3 separate regions of the Mus musculus genome follow, and all the other regions are linked to region 2. The links are chromatin loops, found by intact Hi-C in ENCODE. Cell type or tissue: heart. All regions are shown on one strand.

Region 1 (2,500 bases), 190 kb before region 2:
TACTTCCATTTGGCTAAGTGCACTTCGATACAATTTATCTCTGTGCATGAGTTTAAAACCCACTAATACATCAAATTCTAAATTTTAACCTTTAACGCCAAAATTAAGACACCATTCATCCACAAATGAAATGTCATCTCAGCAAATAACTTAGCTAGGGCTATCCCAAAACACTCCAGTATGTCCACTGAACGAGCTTTGACCTGGTACATCCTGAAAGTCCAATATGTGAACCAACGTCTCCACCACCCAAGTGCTCTCCTTCCAAGGTGGAGGAGACCCAGACATACTTACAACTACCAATCTCTAGCTCTCTATGCTAAAACAAGTTGAAAGGGCTTGAAGTTCCACCTAATTACAAGGGGCCTAGGCTTCTTGACACTGGAAGGAGGGAGCACTCAGAGCTAGAGGACCGATACTAACCTTTTTTTTTTCTTTTTTTTTTTTTTTTTTTTTTTTGCACTCTGCGAGTCCCATAGTCCAGCAAGCACAGTTCAGGCAGCTGGCCTTCCCTCTCCTACTGACCTCCCCATCCCAGTGCCCACTCCAGCCCGCCCCCTGTGCGAAAGCGCAACCCTCGGAGGTCCCCGCACCTACAGGACCAGACGACAACCGGCGGGCCGCTACTCGCCGGGAAAAGAGGGCAAGACAGCCGGCTTGGACGCTTCCCGCCCCTTGCCTCCGGCCACCCATCTCTCCCGCCACCGCCAAGACTGCCAGCCCTTCCCTCTGGTCCAGCCCGGAGCTAGCCCAAAATCTCGTCCAAGAGGCCAGCGAGGGCCCGGTCCTCACCAGCACCGACCTCCAAGGCCTCCACATCTCTCCCACAGGACCAGGCCGGTTCAGATGCAAAAGGCCCGAAAAGCAACTCGCAGCGCACCCCGCCAAACCGAGTTCCCGTCCCCAAAAGCTGCTGCTTTCCGAGTCCGAAGGTCCTCGGCCGTAGCTTCCGGGCCTCTCCGACCCTCCCGCTCCACGCTGTCCCTCCGAGGCCGATCCCGATCCCGGAGGCTGGGAGGCTTCCTCCACCAGCATCCCCACAACCCGTCTCCGCCCGCGGCCGGCCCAGCCCAGCCCCCGCCCGGCGTGCCGCGCTCACCGCTGAGCGCCGAGGCCTGAAGGGTGGCCCCGGACGTGCCGTCGATGACTTTGATGGTCCCGCGGCTGGTGACGGCCAGGATGGCGTTAAGCGCCGGGTGGTAGGAGAGGCTGTGCAGCCCGTCGGCGTCGCAGCGCATGCAGCCATCCCGCAGCACCAGCCACTCGGAGACCCCGGCCGCCCCCGCCCCTGCCGCCGCCGCCGCGGAGGAGCAGCTCGGGCCCGAGGCCTCCGCAGCCGCAGCCGCCATCTTCCGGCCTGCGCTCAGCACAATCACACTGGGAAGCCGCTCAGTGACAGTCCCGGGAGGTGCAGCACCACAGCCAGTCACCATCCGGGGCCAGGGGGCAAAGCGGAGCGCGTTAGCCGGAAGTGAAGTCAAGCGCCTGCACGCACAGGGAACGTCGCCCGCCAGGCCGGCCAGGCCAAGCGAGCTCGCAGGCTGGCGGGGGAGGGGAGAGAGGGCCGCACCAAAGGAGGGGCCGGAGCCCAGGGGGTGGAGCATGCGCGGGAGTGCCGATCTAGCCAGAGCAGAGGGAAGCTAATAAGGAACTTCCGAAGGCACAGAAAAGGCGGGGCAGGGGCGGGACCTGGCCTAGTAAGCATGCGCAGAAGAGCTCCCAGGGCCCGGTAGGCGGGCCTCAGAAGAAGAAGGGGGCGGGGCTGAAACTTTTTTTTTTCAAGCGCGGAGCATGCGTGGTAGGACTAGGCGCGTGCCACGCGCTGCTGCTCCAGCCAGCCCTGCGTCCTCAACGTCCCAGTTTCTTCCTTCGAGCCCCGGGAGTGGTATCGGCGGGAGTTCCGCCCTGCGCGTGGCAGGGAGGGTGGTGCTGGGCCCTGTGCATTTCCGCTAGGCAAACCCGAGCCCGCGCGACTTGTCTGGTACGCCCAGAGGCCCCTTCGTGGCCAGGGCGGCTGATTCCCAGCGGTTCCCAGCACGGGGCAGAGGAGGAGGGCGTTGCGGGGTGGAGGCGAGATCCGGAAGTAGGCCTCTATCATTGCACACTCTGACAAGCCTCTTCATTGGAACTGAACCTGATTTTTTTTTTACGACGCCTGCCCTAGTTTCAGATTTTTTTTACACTTGATCTTAGAAGACTGAGAAGCGATAGTTCCAAATCTTTTAATAAACAGACATGCTCATTAATGAGGTGCTGGACACATTACAGGTCAGCCTAGTGTAGCTCATTGCAAAGGATTTACATGATTTTTGGTGGGGTGTTGTGGATTGCCCTGGGGCTAATTATATTTGATGTCAATTCTGTTCTCCTGTGAGGAGTTGTGAACAAGGAATGAGTCAGCACTTAGGTGATTTCTTGTAAACCTTCCCACCTTAATTTGTAAAATAAAGGAAAGCTGATGATTGGGCAGAGAAAGGGAAAGTGGAGTGGAAAGAAAGGA
Region 2 (2,500 bases):
AGCGTTTGTTTTATCTTCTATGGTAGAATGATATATGCCTGTTTACCCAACTCATTCATTTAATATTTTTAACATTAAAATTTAGAAACTCGAGAGTGCCTTGGAATAAAATAAAAATAACAAAATAGTAAAAACTAAAGCAACTAGCGGTTGAAATACAGCTCAATAAAAAAGAAATCTTCAAGACTCACTATATTGGTAAAAATAATTCATGAAACTTCAGAATATGGCAAATCCGGCTCTAAGTATAAGGAGCTACTACTCCTTTCAAATCCAAGTCAACCCCCCCCTTTTTTTTTTCCTCTCCAAACACTACAGAACCCTTCTCAATGAAGTTTATACACAGCTGTTTCGATACCAAAACCTTTTGGAAGCCCAGCTCAGAGAAAGCAACACTGTTTACAGTGTTAGAAAGAATCCCGTGTGGTCGGTCACTCTAGGCCAACTGTCACTGTCACCAGCACGCCTGGGTGTCTCACGGGGACTTGGGTCATGCACAAGTGTGGGGGTGCTGAAACAAAGTCGAGTCAGGGCGCCCTGAAAGGGGTGAGGATCAACTAACTAGGCGTCGCACAGCAGGATCTGGCCTGTGGGGACTCGGACTCCCGAGGCAGATCAACTCCGGGGGTGCAGGAAAGGGACGCAAGTGGCGTCCTCCCAGGGCCGCCCGCCCCGGCCAGCCCGCCGGCCTCCCTCCAGCCCCCCAGTAGTACCTTTCTCTTCCTCGTCGATGCGCAGGGCAATGGAGATGTACTCGAAGGCCTGCTTGTGGAAGACGCGGACGCTCTCGGCCTCGCCACCCGGTCCGGGCTCTGGGGGCGAGGGCGAGGCGGGCGCCGGCGCGGTCCCGGAGCTCCTCTTGGCGGCCATGAGGGCGCGGGAGAAGCGCTGGCAGAGCCACGCGAAGAGGAGCCCCAGGTGGCAGGCCAGCAGGCGCAGCAGGGCGAAGCCGACGACCAGCGGGGACGAGAAAGAAGACGGGTTCCGCTTAGGCGGCGAGCCGGCCGCAGGGGCCGGGCCGGCGGCAGGGGCGGGGACCGCGGCGGGGGGCGGAGGCCTGGCGGGCGCCGGGCTCGCGCCGCCCGAGCCTTTCTTCTTCCGTCGTCCGGCCGGAGAACTCATTCACAGCTCCCACTGCCGCCGCCGCCATAACCCGCTTCCCGCAGACCGACGGCGACCAAGCGGCGGCGGCGGCGGCCACTGCCACTGCGGCGGCGGGGGCCCACGGAGCCGCTCGCGCGCCAGCCGGAGCCCGGGAGCCTGGCACCTGCACGCGCCGCTCGCCGGCCCCGCCCCTCGCTCCTCAGCTGCCCAGGAGCACAACCCCGTCTCCTCCTCCTCCTCCTCCTCCTCCCGCCGCGGCCGGTGGCTCCTGCCCCTCCTTTCCTTCTGTCCCCTGGGCCGCTGGCACCTCGCTGCGGCGGCCGGGCACGCGCACGTCCTCGGTGAATGGCTCTGGTGCGCGCGCGTACGCCGCCGTCTTTGTTGACCTGGGAGCTTGTGCGCATGTGCGGCATCCTCCTACCCCCCACGCCCCTGCTATGCCCCTTTCTCTGGGAACCTCAGTTCTGTAGGCGCGGTTCGGCTTGCGATGGTCCCAGGGGTTCGTCGCTCCGCAGGTTCTTCGACTTTTGAAGAATCGGAATAGGGAGCTTTGATAATAAATTTTTAAATGGGGGTTAACAGCGTTTGAGTGGCTTTACTAGTGCTCAGGTCTGCTGTCTCGCAGTGCGGTTGTTTGCCTTTGTGTGAGATGCTGACCTCCAACTCCTCTTGTAGCTGAGGAAGGAGGCCTTCAACTCCTGATCTTTCTGCCTCCGTCTCCCCAAAACTAGGATTACAGGTGTGCATCATCACTCCTATTGCTTTATATATCTTTGTTTTCTGCTGGTTGAGCCAATAGGTCTTTTGCAAAGGATGGCTGATCTGAGTTTCGTATCAGAGGCAGTGTGTAGCAATTTGGGTATGTTAGCTGAGAGGGAAACAAGTTGCAGAGACAAAGTTCAAGACATCCTAAAGGGAAAACTTTATTACCACGAGGACCACGAACCCTACTTTCAACTAACCTATTACACGTTTGTGTTATCTCAGGATTAGTTATGTGAATGCAGTCATTCTTGGGTTTTGCCTAGTTACCATACTTGGTAGAATCCATACTATCTGTGTGTGCACGTGGATGTGTGTATATGTCTTCACCATTTCTTCCTTTGGTAGACTATCTATCTACTCAATATTTCCCATATTCTAATGATCAGCAGTTGTTCTACAGATCCTGGATCACATAGAGGAAAACAAACCGTGGGCCAGTCAGACTCCTGCGAACTGGCATCTGGAAATAGAAGTTAGTTGAAATCAAAAGCTCTAAGAGCCAGTCGATGCCATCTGTATTCCCAGAGTTTTTGGATTCCTAGACTATATTGCCTATCCAATAAACTATTCAGTCTTTCCTCTTTCTCCCTCCCTCGCCCATCCCCCTCCCCTCATCCCTGTCTTTAAAAAC
Region 3 (2,500 bases), 150 kb before region 2:
GTGGATCTCTGAGTTCGAGGCCAGCCTGGTCTACAAAGTGAGTTCCAGGACAGCCAGGGCTACACAGAGAAACCCTGTCTCGAAAAGACAAAAAAAAAAAAAAAGAAAGAAAGAAATCAGATTTCTGAGAAAACTCACGTTCATCTTTAAACTGAAATTTCTTTTCTACTTTGTTGAGACAGGGTTTCAGTATGTAACCCCGGCAGGCAGAGAACTTGATAACTGTGTAGTCTAAGCTGGCCTTTAATTCAGGTATCTCTCTGCCTCTGCTTTTCAAGTGCTGGGGTCGAAGGGGTTCATCACCAGGTATTTCCATGTCTATATCGAAATCAACTTGTTTTTTCATATTGGGCAGTCAAAAATCTGGTCCCTGGTAAGTAAATAAGATTAAATAAAAGCAAAATCCAAAACCAGGTTACAAGGAGTTGAACTAATGAGGGGTGGGGGAAATTTCCCACAGTAGAAACGTTTTTTGTTTTTTTTTTTTCTCCCTGTTTTTGTTGTTGTTTGTTTTGTTTTAAGCAAGCACAGTCGCTTGCTCCAAACAGTACAAGCCAAGTCTATAGACACTGTTGGGAACACTAAGTTGAATTCCTCAAGTTTCAAATGCTCCTGAATACAGTTTTTTGAACACTGGGACCAAACACTACAAACTGTGTGGACCCAGGGATCTGGGCAAGAAATCAAGTTCAATTAAAAATAAATAAATAAAAGCACGTCTCCTTTCAAGTAAGTTTTCCATAACCTGCCAAAAGTCACCTCAGTCGGGAAGGTTTTCCTATTAATAGCAGAGCCACACAGCCCCACTTTGTTCTCCCTTAGATCCCTCACTCTTTTGAGTAACTGCGGAGCGGAGTTCAGAAAGAACTCCTTCCACCAGATCGGCGGGTTCCCTGGTGAACCAGGACACCCGGGGACCCCAGCCCGCAGCGCCGGCGCCCCGCACCCTGCCTCGTCCCCAGAGGCCTCCGGGAAGGCCCAGGGAGCACAGGGGCGGAGTCCCCCAGCTCTGCCAACCCCCCGCCCCGGAGCCCCGGAGGTCAGCCTCGGCCTCACCTTCCGCGTCCGCCGAAGACACAAAGGTGAAGTCCCCGTTGGCAGGCGCATAGGCCGGGGGCGGGCCCGGAGGCTGCATCCCGCCGGCCTCGGTGCTGACGAGCGGCTGGGCCCGGGGCTCCGGGACGACCTGCTAAGGGGCGGCCTGCGAGCCAGGAGGCGCGGGCTCGGCCGAGGGAGGGGACGCGCGAGCTAAGCGCAGCCTCTGGCTGCCGACCAGGTCGCACCCGAGGCCAGCCGGTGGCGAGCACCCAAGCACCACGACGCCGGGGCCCTGACAGGACCATAACAGTGACAGCGCCGCCGGGATTGGCTGTTTGTAATCTGCTCGACTATTGGCTCCCGCGAGAAGATTCTGATTGGCTGTTTCTGTGTTGATTCCGGAAACCACTCCAACACCGGAAGTGGCCTCTGAAATCTCTGTTCCGCCCTCATCAGCTGTTTACTTAAATAATTCTGTCTACCTTTTTCCCTGTTTGAGTTTTTATAAACATATCTTCTTCGTTGTTGTTTAACACAATTTGAGAGCTTAGTCGTTTGATGGCTCACGCTTGTAATTCCCGGAACTCCTAGAGAGGCCGAGGCAGCATTGGCAAAAAAGTGAGGCCCTTTTTTTTTCAAAGGAAAAAAAAAAAAACAACACACACACACACACACAACACACACACAAACTACTTAAGTTTTAGGACTTCAACCCCTCATTTCCGACCACAAGATTCTGCCACAATAATTCTATATATTAATTATATAGGATGTTTACGAAATTATGTGTCGTGACAAAGCTTAGTCTCCTTATCAACAAAATTAAGAGGCCGGAGAATGGTCATTGTAAAGCTGTAAATTTCCACCTACGGTTTAAGTACTCTGGCCAAATTAATTTATGAAGAAGGCAGCAGTCCAGAAAGGATAAATTAGGGCAAAGAAGCCCTTGCTTTTTGCCTGCTGCTGATTTCATCTGTTCCCTAATAAACTACCCAAAGTTTGCAAATTCACCTACGTTTTTATTATTTCTTTAAGATTAATTTATTTATTTTATACAAGAGTACACCACCATTGCTCTCTTCAGACACACAGGAAGAGGGCATTGGATCCCGTGACAGATGGTTGTGAGCCACCATGTGATTGCTGGGAATTGAACTCAGGACCTCTGAAAGAGTATTCGGTGCTCTTAACCACTGAGCCATCTCTCCAGCCCGGTTTTTATTTTTAAAGGCTATGCGTGTGTGCTTGAGGGTATGTGTGTGTGCAGATGCCTGCAGAAGGCACAAGAGGGCTTCAGATCCTTCAGAACTGCGGTTCCTGCAGACACCCAATGCGGGTTCTGGGAACCCAAACTCAAGTCTCTACAAGAGAGCAAGAGCTCTTAACCTCTAAACCAACTTCCTAGTTACTCGTCTATGTTTATAATCTTAAATTTTGCTTTTCATTTTTCTAAACTTCTGTA

The links. A loop is a pair of places that touch in the nucleus more often than their neighbours do. Peaks named below come from ENCODE experiments on the same cell type or tissue, not always from the same donor. Only the 100,000 strongest peaks of a DNase experiment are listed, where the experiment ranks them.
Region 1: it touches region 2 in a loop (9-fold over the local background); 5 of 42 quality-filtered maps call a loop at or near these places.
Region 3: it touches region 2 in a loop (2.6-fold over the local background); 2 of 42 quality-filtered maps call a loop at or near these places.

Annotation. Positions count from the first base shown.
Region 1 is chr17:74,527,401-74,529,900 of GRCm38, reverse strand. It overlaps Birc6 (baculoviral IAP repeat-containing 6), which reads right to left and starts at 1,606. Exons shown (of 73, transcript NM_007566.3): 1 at 1,100-1,606. The coding sequence starts at 1,433. Gm31645 (a long non-coding RNA gene) reads left to right here and starts at 1,701. Exons shown (of 3, transcript XR_385765.4): 1 at 1,701-2,268. In heart, a CTCF peak has its summit at 1,384 (motif pointing left); DNase peaks (open chromatin) are centred at 600 and 1,620; H3K4me3 peaks cover 2,500 bases; H3K27ac peaks cover 2,326 bases.
Region 2 is chr17:74,337,659-74,340,158 of GRCm38, reverse strand. Spast (spastin) reads right to left here and starts at 1,172. Exons shown (of 17, transcript NM_001162870.1): 1 at 714-1,172. The coding sequence starts at 1,122. In heart, no CTCF peak of the experiment used is centred here; DNase peaks (open chromatin) are centred at 978 and 1,468; H3K4me3 peaks cover 2,262 bases; H3K27ac peaks cover 2,271 bases.
Region 3 is chr17:74,488,351-74,490,850 of GRCm38, reverse strand. Yipf4 (Yip1 domain family, member 4) reads right to left here and starts at 1,358. Exons shown (of 6, transcript NM_026417.4): 1 at 1,057-1,358. The coding sequence starts at 1,135. In heart, no CTCF peak of the experiment used is centred here; a DNase peak (open chromatin) is centred at 1,360; H3K4me3 peaks cover 1,759 bases; H3K27ac peaks cover 1,349 bases.